3 separate regions of the Mus musculus genome follow, and regions 1 and 3 are each linked to region 2. The links are chromatin loops, found by intact Hi-C in ENCODE. Cell type or tissue: heart. All regions are shown on one strand.

Region 1 (2,500 bases), 220 kb before region 2:
GTGTGGGAAAGCAGTGGTGCTGGTTGACCTTGAGTGTGTTGATTGGTCCAGCTCAGTCACTCTTGCGTCTCTGGGACACTACTCACGCATAAAGATACTACATCTCACACGTGGCTCCTGAAGTACTCTGTAGTTTTCCCTCCGACCACTGTCATTGAGACTACTGGGGCTTTGGGTCTAGGGAACCAGCCAGGAGGACCAATTGTGTTCCCCGTGGTCTAGAACAAGTCCTTGGGGTTTCAGTAACTGAAATGGGTGTGTCCCCTCTTTACCACTTTAGTTTCTGGCAGGAGTTAAAGAACCACCTTTCTGTTCCTCAGGTACACTGCTGGACACCATGCTCGTGCCTCCTTTAGCGCTTAGGGACTTGTGTCTACCTAGGGTAGGGGTGCAGGAGGAGGCCAACCATTCACACCACAGCTGGCCTTCACTTAAGGCTGCCTCTTCTCTTCCCTTTAAAGTAGCCTTTGATGGGTCCCTGAGAGATCGTTCTTAGGTTCCCATTTTTACAGAGGAGGAATCTGAAGTTCAAGGAGAGGAAGTGATGGGCCTAAGACCCTGGCAAGAAGTTGGGGGTGATGCTGTTACCTTTGGCTCCATTGCTTCCCACTAGATGTCCTTCTGTCTGCTGGGTTGGGATAGGCCAGGCATCTTGTTTCAGGTATTTGAGTTTTCCCTGACCTGGAATCTCAAAAGTGGGGGCCTATGTGTCAGGGTATCTTGGAGAGAAGGCCCATTTTCTGACTGAGGAGGGAGAGCAAATGCAGTTGGGTTGTGTGTGTGTGTGTGTGTGTGTCCATCCATCCATCCATTCCTGTATGCTTTAGCCTCATTTCAGAGACTAAGATTTGGGGGGAGTGATTATAACCTCCCATTGTTTACTCTGACAACACCCTGTCATTGAGGCTTCTTCAGTTGAATCCCACTCCTGCTGAGTGCCTGAGCCGGTCAGTAACAGCAGTGAATCCAGCTGGTATACCCCAGGTCTGTGGCTGAGGCCAGGCACTGTTGGGGAATGTGGAGGAAGCATTCTTCCCTGCAGACTTGGAGAATTGGGGCCCAAACTTGGCGAGTCCTGGGTAGAGGAAATGGTTCTGACCTTTGCAGGACCAGCTGAGGTGCTTAACTGGAACTGCCCTCCCTTGCTGTGTCAGCAGGGGGCAGCATTTGAAACTGGACATCAGATGACCATAGGTTTGTTGGCTGAGAAAGAGTGAAAAGACCACCTTGTGGCACAAGGCTGGCTAGTCCAGTGTGATACACTCTTCAGTGTTGCAGGGCCTGATGGGTTTCAGCGTGTTCCTTGCCAAGGCTTCATCCTGACTGAGTTAGTTGCAGAAGCCTGAGGTTGGACCTGCTCTGGGGTTACAAGACATGGGTGTGTACCAGGCCGTGCATGCTGCCAGCTGAAAGCTTCTTCCTAGTCTCTGTGGAGCCTTGAGATACCCTCCTCTGTGAGCACCAGGCTGTAGAGACAGGCTTGAAGCCACCCATTTCCTAGCTTTGACATGTGGAACCTGGGACAGTGAGTCTGTTCTCCCAAGCCTGCTAAAAGCTTTCCTTAGTTGTGGGGTCACACCCGAGTGGGCACTGGAGGGGAGGGCTCGGGAGAGAGAACAAGTTCCAAGGCTGGGAAGCAGGTCAGACTATCTTACCTAGCACTTATCTAGAGGGGAGTTGAGTCCCAGGTCTCTCTGGAGTTCCTCTTCAGCCAGCCACATGAAAGGGGAGCCTAAAGCTCCCCAAAAGTCCCAGCTGCCTGGGGCTCAAGATTTAGCCTTTGTCATGAGGCAGAGGAGGAGCTTACTCCAGCCTGAGCCTCCTCAGGCCAGCTGGCCCTGAAGCATACTGGTCTGGCCTCTGAATTTTTCATATTCTAAGGAGATTTGACCCCATTTCACAGAATAGGAAACTAAGACTAGCTTGTCAGTGTTGGACCCCTGGCTTCAGAGGACCTGTCCAGGTTTTGTTGGTTTCCCAGGTACTAATTATACAAGCAACTGTCTTTTTCTATTCCCCCACATCTTTCTCTAATTACCTCCTAGGGTTGTGAGCCCCGGCACAGCCCCTCCACCTCCCTGCCCTCCTGATGAGACCATGGACTTTGGCAGTGACTAAGTGGCCACCTTCTGCCCCTGTGGGTCACTGGCGAGTCTCTACAAGGCTTAGCAGCAGTCCAGGCCAGCTCTGGGGAAGGTAGGAAGAAGTCTCTATCTCTTAATTCAAGGGCAGCCAGCTTGGCTTGGGTTCAAGGGCAGAGGGGTGGGCCCCAGGGCCCTGAGCTACTTGGCTTCCTAGTGTGGGTCATTACCCTGGCTTCTCTCCATGAATTATAAATGAGTGGTGCCCCTCTATCCTGTTGGGGCTCCTCTGTGTGGTACAGCCTTGGCCACGAGGGGCCCCTGGTCAGCCCACCTGCCCAGGATGAGCGCTTACCCTCCCAGCAGCTGCTGCCCAGACCATCAAACCTCTCTGTAGAGGAGCACCGAGCCTCAGCTCC
Region 2 (2,500 bases):
GGGATCTGCCTGTCCCTGTCTCCCCAGTGATGGGGTTATAAGCCTGCGACACCACAGCTGGCTTCATAAGGACATTTTCACACGAATATTTGTTGGATATATTCCTCTGGTGTCCCCTATCCCTGCACAGTTCTTCTCCAGTGCTTGGCGAATCCTGGCTGTGCACCATTGTTTTTTTCCACCCGGGTATCTTTTGGTTTAACAGAGACATAAGTGGGAGGATCAGAGATGTGAGCATGGCACACAAAATGGTCATTGTACTTTCCGCTATTTTCTTTTAGTTTACTATCATGTATATACAATATCCTTTAACAACCAAGATCAAAAGACAGAAAAACGTCTTGGGAGGCAGAGGCAGGCGGATGTCTGTGTGTTCGAGGCCAGCCTGGTCTGTAGAGTGAGTTCCAGGGCAGTCAGGGATACACTGAGAAGCCCTGTCTTCAAAAACTAAAAACAAAAACAAAACCCCCGAACAAACCAAATCTCAAATTAACCGAACAACTTTTCCCAAGTCCAACCGACAAACCCACATTTCTTTTTTCTTTTTTTTTTCTTTTTTTTTTTTTTTTTTTTTTTTTTTTGGTTTTTCGAGACAGGGTTTCTCTGTATAGCCCTGGCTGTCCTGGAGCTCACGTTGTAGACCAGGCTGGCCTCGAACTCAGAAATCCGCCTGCCTCTGCCTCCCGAGTGGTGGGATTAAAGGCGTGCGCCACCACGCCCGGCTCAAACCCACATTTCTTATCAATTCCTTCATTCCACAAACATCTAACCTTTCTCCAGGAGCGACAACTTGCAATGGCCTTTTGCTTTAAGGGCACGATGAGGACCTTACAGTGAAAAACAACTCTAGAAAAAAGATATTTTACATGCAGGTAAACTGGAGGATTTATCTTGACTCTCTTTTTTGAATAAGCAAGGCTACCAAGAAACTGGTAAGAAGACCATTTAAAAAAAAAGTTGAACTCTTGGTGGGGGGTGGGGAGGGGGAGGGAAGCAAGTCGGGCAGTGGTGGCACACGCCTTTAATCCCAGCACTTGGGAGGCAGAGACAGGCAGTTTTCTGAGTTAGAGGCCAGCCTGGTCTAGAGTGAGTTCCAGGACAGCCAGGAAACAAACAAAGAAACCCTGTCTCGAAAACAAAACAAAACAAAACAAACCAAACAAAAAAAAGCGAATTTAAGGAAGAATCAGTCCTATTTCAAAAGGGAAAGGTGGACGCGCGCTGCATGGCGGGATTTGTAGTTCCGCGAGTGAGAGGCGCCAGCGCGGAGCGACGCGGCGCTTTTTCGGCGCATGTGCAGGGCGACGGCGCCAGACTCAGAGTATCCAGCTTCCGGCGCGCGGTCCGTGAGGAGGGAGGCATGGCGGCGCCCGCTGCGGTCCTGGGCCCCTCGGCCCTCGGCCAGAGCGGCCCCGGCTCGATGGCGCCCTGGTGCTCAGTGAGCAGTGGCCCGTCTCGTTACGTGCTCGGGATGCAGGAGCTCTTCCGAGGCCACAGCAAGACGCGCGAATTCCCGGCGCACAGTGCTAAGGTGCACTCGGTCGCCTGGAGCTGCGATGGCCGTCGCTTGGCCTCGGGGTCCTTCGACAAGACTGCCAGCGTGTTCTTGCTGGAGAAGGACCGGCTGGTGAGCTTGTAGGGCACGGGCTTGGCGGAGAAGAGGGCTGTGTGCGGAGGGAGAAAAAGCAGGAGAGGTAGGGGTATGGCCTGTCGTTGGCGGTGATGAGGAAGGGGTTTGGGGCTGGAAGAGTTGGAATGACGAAGGGGGTGAGGCTGCCTGGCGGAGAGCAGAGAGCGAACTTAGTGGCAGTAAAGAGGTGTGGCGACGTGGCTGCGGGCCGGGGGAGGTTGAAGTCAGGTGGCAGAAAGTGGTGAGGGTCTAGAAGAGCCCTGGTGACGAGTGGCTAGGGACTAATGGGGTGGTAGAGCCCCTAGGGTGGAGAGGAAGGCTTTATTTGAAAATGATAGCGCAGGACAGGTTGGTTGAGGTGGTGGTGGAAAAAGAAAGAAGGGAGGCCAGGAAGGGCCAATGTCAAAGCTCAGAGAGGTTCATGGGGGGGGGGGGGAGGGGGTGTTGTAGTTTTGGAAAAAGAATTAGATTTCTGTTTTGAATTATCCAGATCTTTGCTGGTTTCAAGGCACCACTGTTTGGATAAAAGTGGCATCTGGATTCTGTTCTTTTAAGGTCAAAGAAAACAACTACCGGGGCCACGGAGATAGTGTGGACCAGCTTTGTTGGCACCCAAGCAACCCTGACCTCTTTGTCACCGCATCTGGAGATAAAACCATTCGCATCTGGGATGTGAGGACTACAAAATGCATCGCCACTGTGAATACGAAAGGTGAGTTCAGAGAGAGGGGGTTCTGGAGGAAAAGCTAGTGTGATCTGCAGCAAGCATCTTTGTAGCAAGTGCAGGTTATCAGGATGGGTTGTATGTGTCTGTCTGGAGAAGACAGGAACAGAACAGAGCACTTTTCTGGCAGGCTGTAGATGTATAGG
Region 3 (2,500 bases), 97 kb before region 2:
CTCTCCTAAGAGTCCGTTCTCAATGTGCTCACTGCCACCTGAGGTCTCTTGCTCCTGGTTGTCCTGCCTCGGTTTCTCTCTCAGGATCTACCAGTTGCAATAGTAGCCAATCACATGTACTCACATACATAAAATAAATAAATAAATCTTAAAACAAGATATTTTCAAAATATTTCATTTGTTTTTAAAAAAAGACATTTTAACCTTATAAAAGATTTGTTTTTTAAATGTGTGTGTGTTTGTTTGTCTTTTTTTTTTTTAAAGAATTTATTTATTTCATGTATGTGAATACACTGTCACTGTCTTCAGACACAACAGAAGAGGGCATCAGATCCCATTACAGATGGTTGTGAGCCACCATGTGGTTGCTGGGAATTGAACTCAGGACCTCTAGGAACAGTAGTCAGTCCTTTTAACCACTGAGCCATCTCTCCAGCCCTGTGTTTGTTTTGCTTGCATAGATGTGTGCCTGTCTGTCATTCACATGCTGAGGCTGTAAAAGGGCATTGGACCCCTTGGATGAAGAGTGATAAGCAGCTGTGAGCTGTCCTATGGGTGCTGGAAATTGAATCTGGGTCCTTTGGAACGGCAGCCAGTGTTCTCCATTGAGGAGCCTTCACTTCCGTCCCCATGTTTAACCTTTTATGTGAGAATTGATCTGCACCCTTTCCTCCCAGGAGCAGTAAAGTAAAAACACTGGGAATACTTTTTCAAGTGTCACACTGCAAATCAAGTGTGTTATTCACAAATGAAGTATACAGCTTACAGAAGACATGAATTCCTGGCCCAGTCTTGGTCCTAACAGAATGCAAGCAAAGTCAAATGTATTCCCATCTTTTAACACCCTCCGATTCTTCCTGAGCGGACAGTGAACCTTGGACTTGGAGCAGAGTTGAGTGTGGGTGTTTTCAGCTTTCTCTCATGGAGCAGAGCAGGGAAGTGTTTTTGAGACCTCTGAGTGGCTACCTCTCCAGGTCCACTTTTCTCATAGTTATTATCCATTTCCGGGGAGGCGGATGCTCCTGTATTTAGTCCTGTACTAGTGTGGAGCCCGCCTGACTCCACTGCTAATTAAAGGGAGAAAGATTAACTATCAGATCCTCTCTGTGTGTGGGAGGTATGGTAGTGGTTCTTAACCTGTGGGTCACGACCCACGAAGGCGCCTACCTGGCTTCATGGTTCATTGAACTGTGCCCTTCCCCCCAGCCTTGAGCAGGCAGAATCAGACTTTGTTTCTGCCACAGTTGGCTAGCCCACCTAGGGTGGAGTCTTCCAATCTAGGTAAAGTCTATTGTGTGCCACATCTGCAGCTTCCTGCAAGAAGCCACCACCTGCTAACAGGCTGCCTGAGCTTGCTTTCCTGATAAAGCAATGAGAGTCTGGCAAAGTGGGGGATGGGTCTCCCCCCTTTAAATTCAAGTATGTGGGAATGGGAGACCGACTGCGGTGTCCTTGGGAGCCAGAAGAGGGCAGCAGACCCTGGGAGCTGTACTACAAGAGGTTGTGAGATACCAAACCTGGGTGCTGGGAACAAACCCAGGTCATCTGCAAGTGCAGTAATTACTGTTTTAACTGAACCATCTCCAGCCATCAATCTTCATTCTTTCCCCCCTTCTCATCCTCAGCCCCCACCACACTCCTTGATTCAGGCAATGCTCCTGCCTCAGCCTCCAAGTGCCACAATTCTGTAATCAAGTAAAAAGCGCAGAGGAAGTGCTGGAAACAGGTGACCTCCTTTCTGGGAACCCCGTGGAATTCCCTTTTAGAGTTCAACCTACAGGGAGGTGTTCCGGTGGTGGTGGGTACGGAGGCACGCTCAGATCTCGGACTACAACTCCCAGCATGCCCCGCGGATCTTCGAGTCAGGTCTCGCGCGACCTGCGACAGTCTCGGGGTGGTTTGGGGGTTCGGTTGCCGGCCGGCGACTGTCCTCCGTAGGGGAGCGTTCGTCGCGCTCTCACGATGGCTCTGCTCTGTTCAGCCCAGCAGCCTCTTGGGCCATCTGGAGCCTCGGAGCCTCTTTAGTGCGGGAAGTCGGGCCGCAGGCGGCGGGCGAGCAGGTAACCGACCGCGGCCTGGCGGAGCTGGGGGCAGCCTGAGTTCCGGGGCGCCGCGGCCTGGGGGGCCTGGAGGGGGGCTCTGTTCCACCCTAGCGGGGCTCGAGGGACACCAGAAAGACCCGCACAGTGAGCCTCGGAGCATCTGCTCGCTGCGAACCAGCCGGCTTCGCCTTGAGGGGTGGGACCGTGGGAAGGTCGGGATTGGCTTTACACATCTCAGAGGCTTTGTTTTGCACCTCCTGCGAGAGAGTCGTGGGCTTGGGGTCGCTAAGGGAGAGGGAAAGGGCGTGTGTCTGGCTTGCGGATGTCCCTAGGACCGCAGTGAACTTGAACAAAAATCTGGACCAATAATGCCTGCTGTGCAGCGCCGCGGGTTTGTTTTCAAGACAAGGGTTGTGTGAGAATGCGATGACTTTTAGTGATGCCGAGTTGGTCTTCTA

The links. Peaks named below come from ENCODE experiments on the same cell type or tissue, not always from the same donor. Only the 100,000 strongest peaks of a DNase experiment are listed, where the experiment ranks them.
Region 1: it touches region 2 in a loop (5-fold over the local background); 3 of 42 quality-filtered maps call a loop at or near these places.
Region 3: a loop joins it to region 2, with 13 times the contacts of the local background. A loop is called at or near these places in 14 of 42 quality-filtered maps.

What each region holds. Positions count from the first base shown.
Region 1 is chr13:54,684,034-54,686,533 of GRCm38, reverse strand. Rnf44 (ring finger protein 44) reads left to right here. Exons shown (of 11, transcript NM_001146026.1): 2 at 2,046-2,196; 3 at 2,459-2,500. The coding sequence starts at 2,090. Among named protein-coding and RNA genes, the nearest start is that of Rnf44, 2.5 kb to the left of the region's middle. In heart, a CTCF peak has its summit at 1,158 (motif pointing right); a DNase peak (open chromatin) is centred at 1,082; H3K4me3 peaks cover 1,433 bases; H3K27ac peaks cover 966 bases.
Region 2 is chr13:54,467,668-54,470,167 of GRCm38, reverse strand. It overlaps Thoc3 (THO complex 3), which reads left to right and starts at 1,328. Exons shown (of 6, transcript NM_028597.3): 1 at 1,328-1,627; 2 at 2,186-2,342. The coding sequence starts at 1,361. In heart, no CTCF peak of the experiment used is centred here; a DNase peak (open chromatin) is centred at 1,307; H3K4me3 peaks cover 1,783 bases; H3K27ac peaks cover 1,304 bases.
Region 3 is chr13:54,564,742-54,567,241 of GRCm38, reverse strand. 4833439L19Rik (RIKEN cDNA 4833439L19 gene) reads left to right here and starts at 1,860. Exons shown (of 9, transcript NM_133797.4): 1 at 1,860-2,060. In heart, a CTCF peak has its summit at 1,470 (motif pointing right); DNase peaks (open chromatin) are centred at 1,391 and 1,871; H3K4me3 peaks cover 1,306 bases; H3K27ac peaks cover 1,516 bases.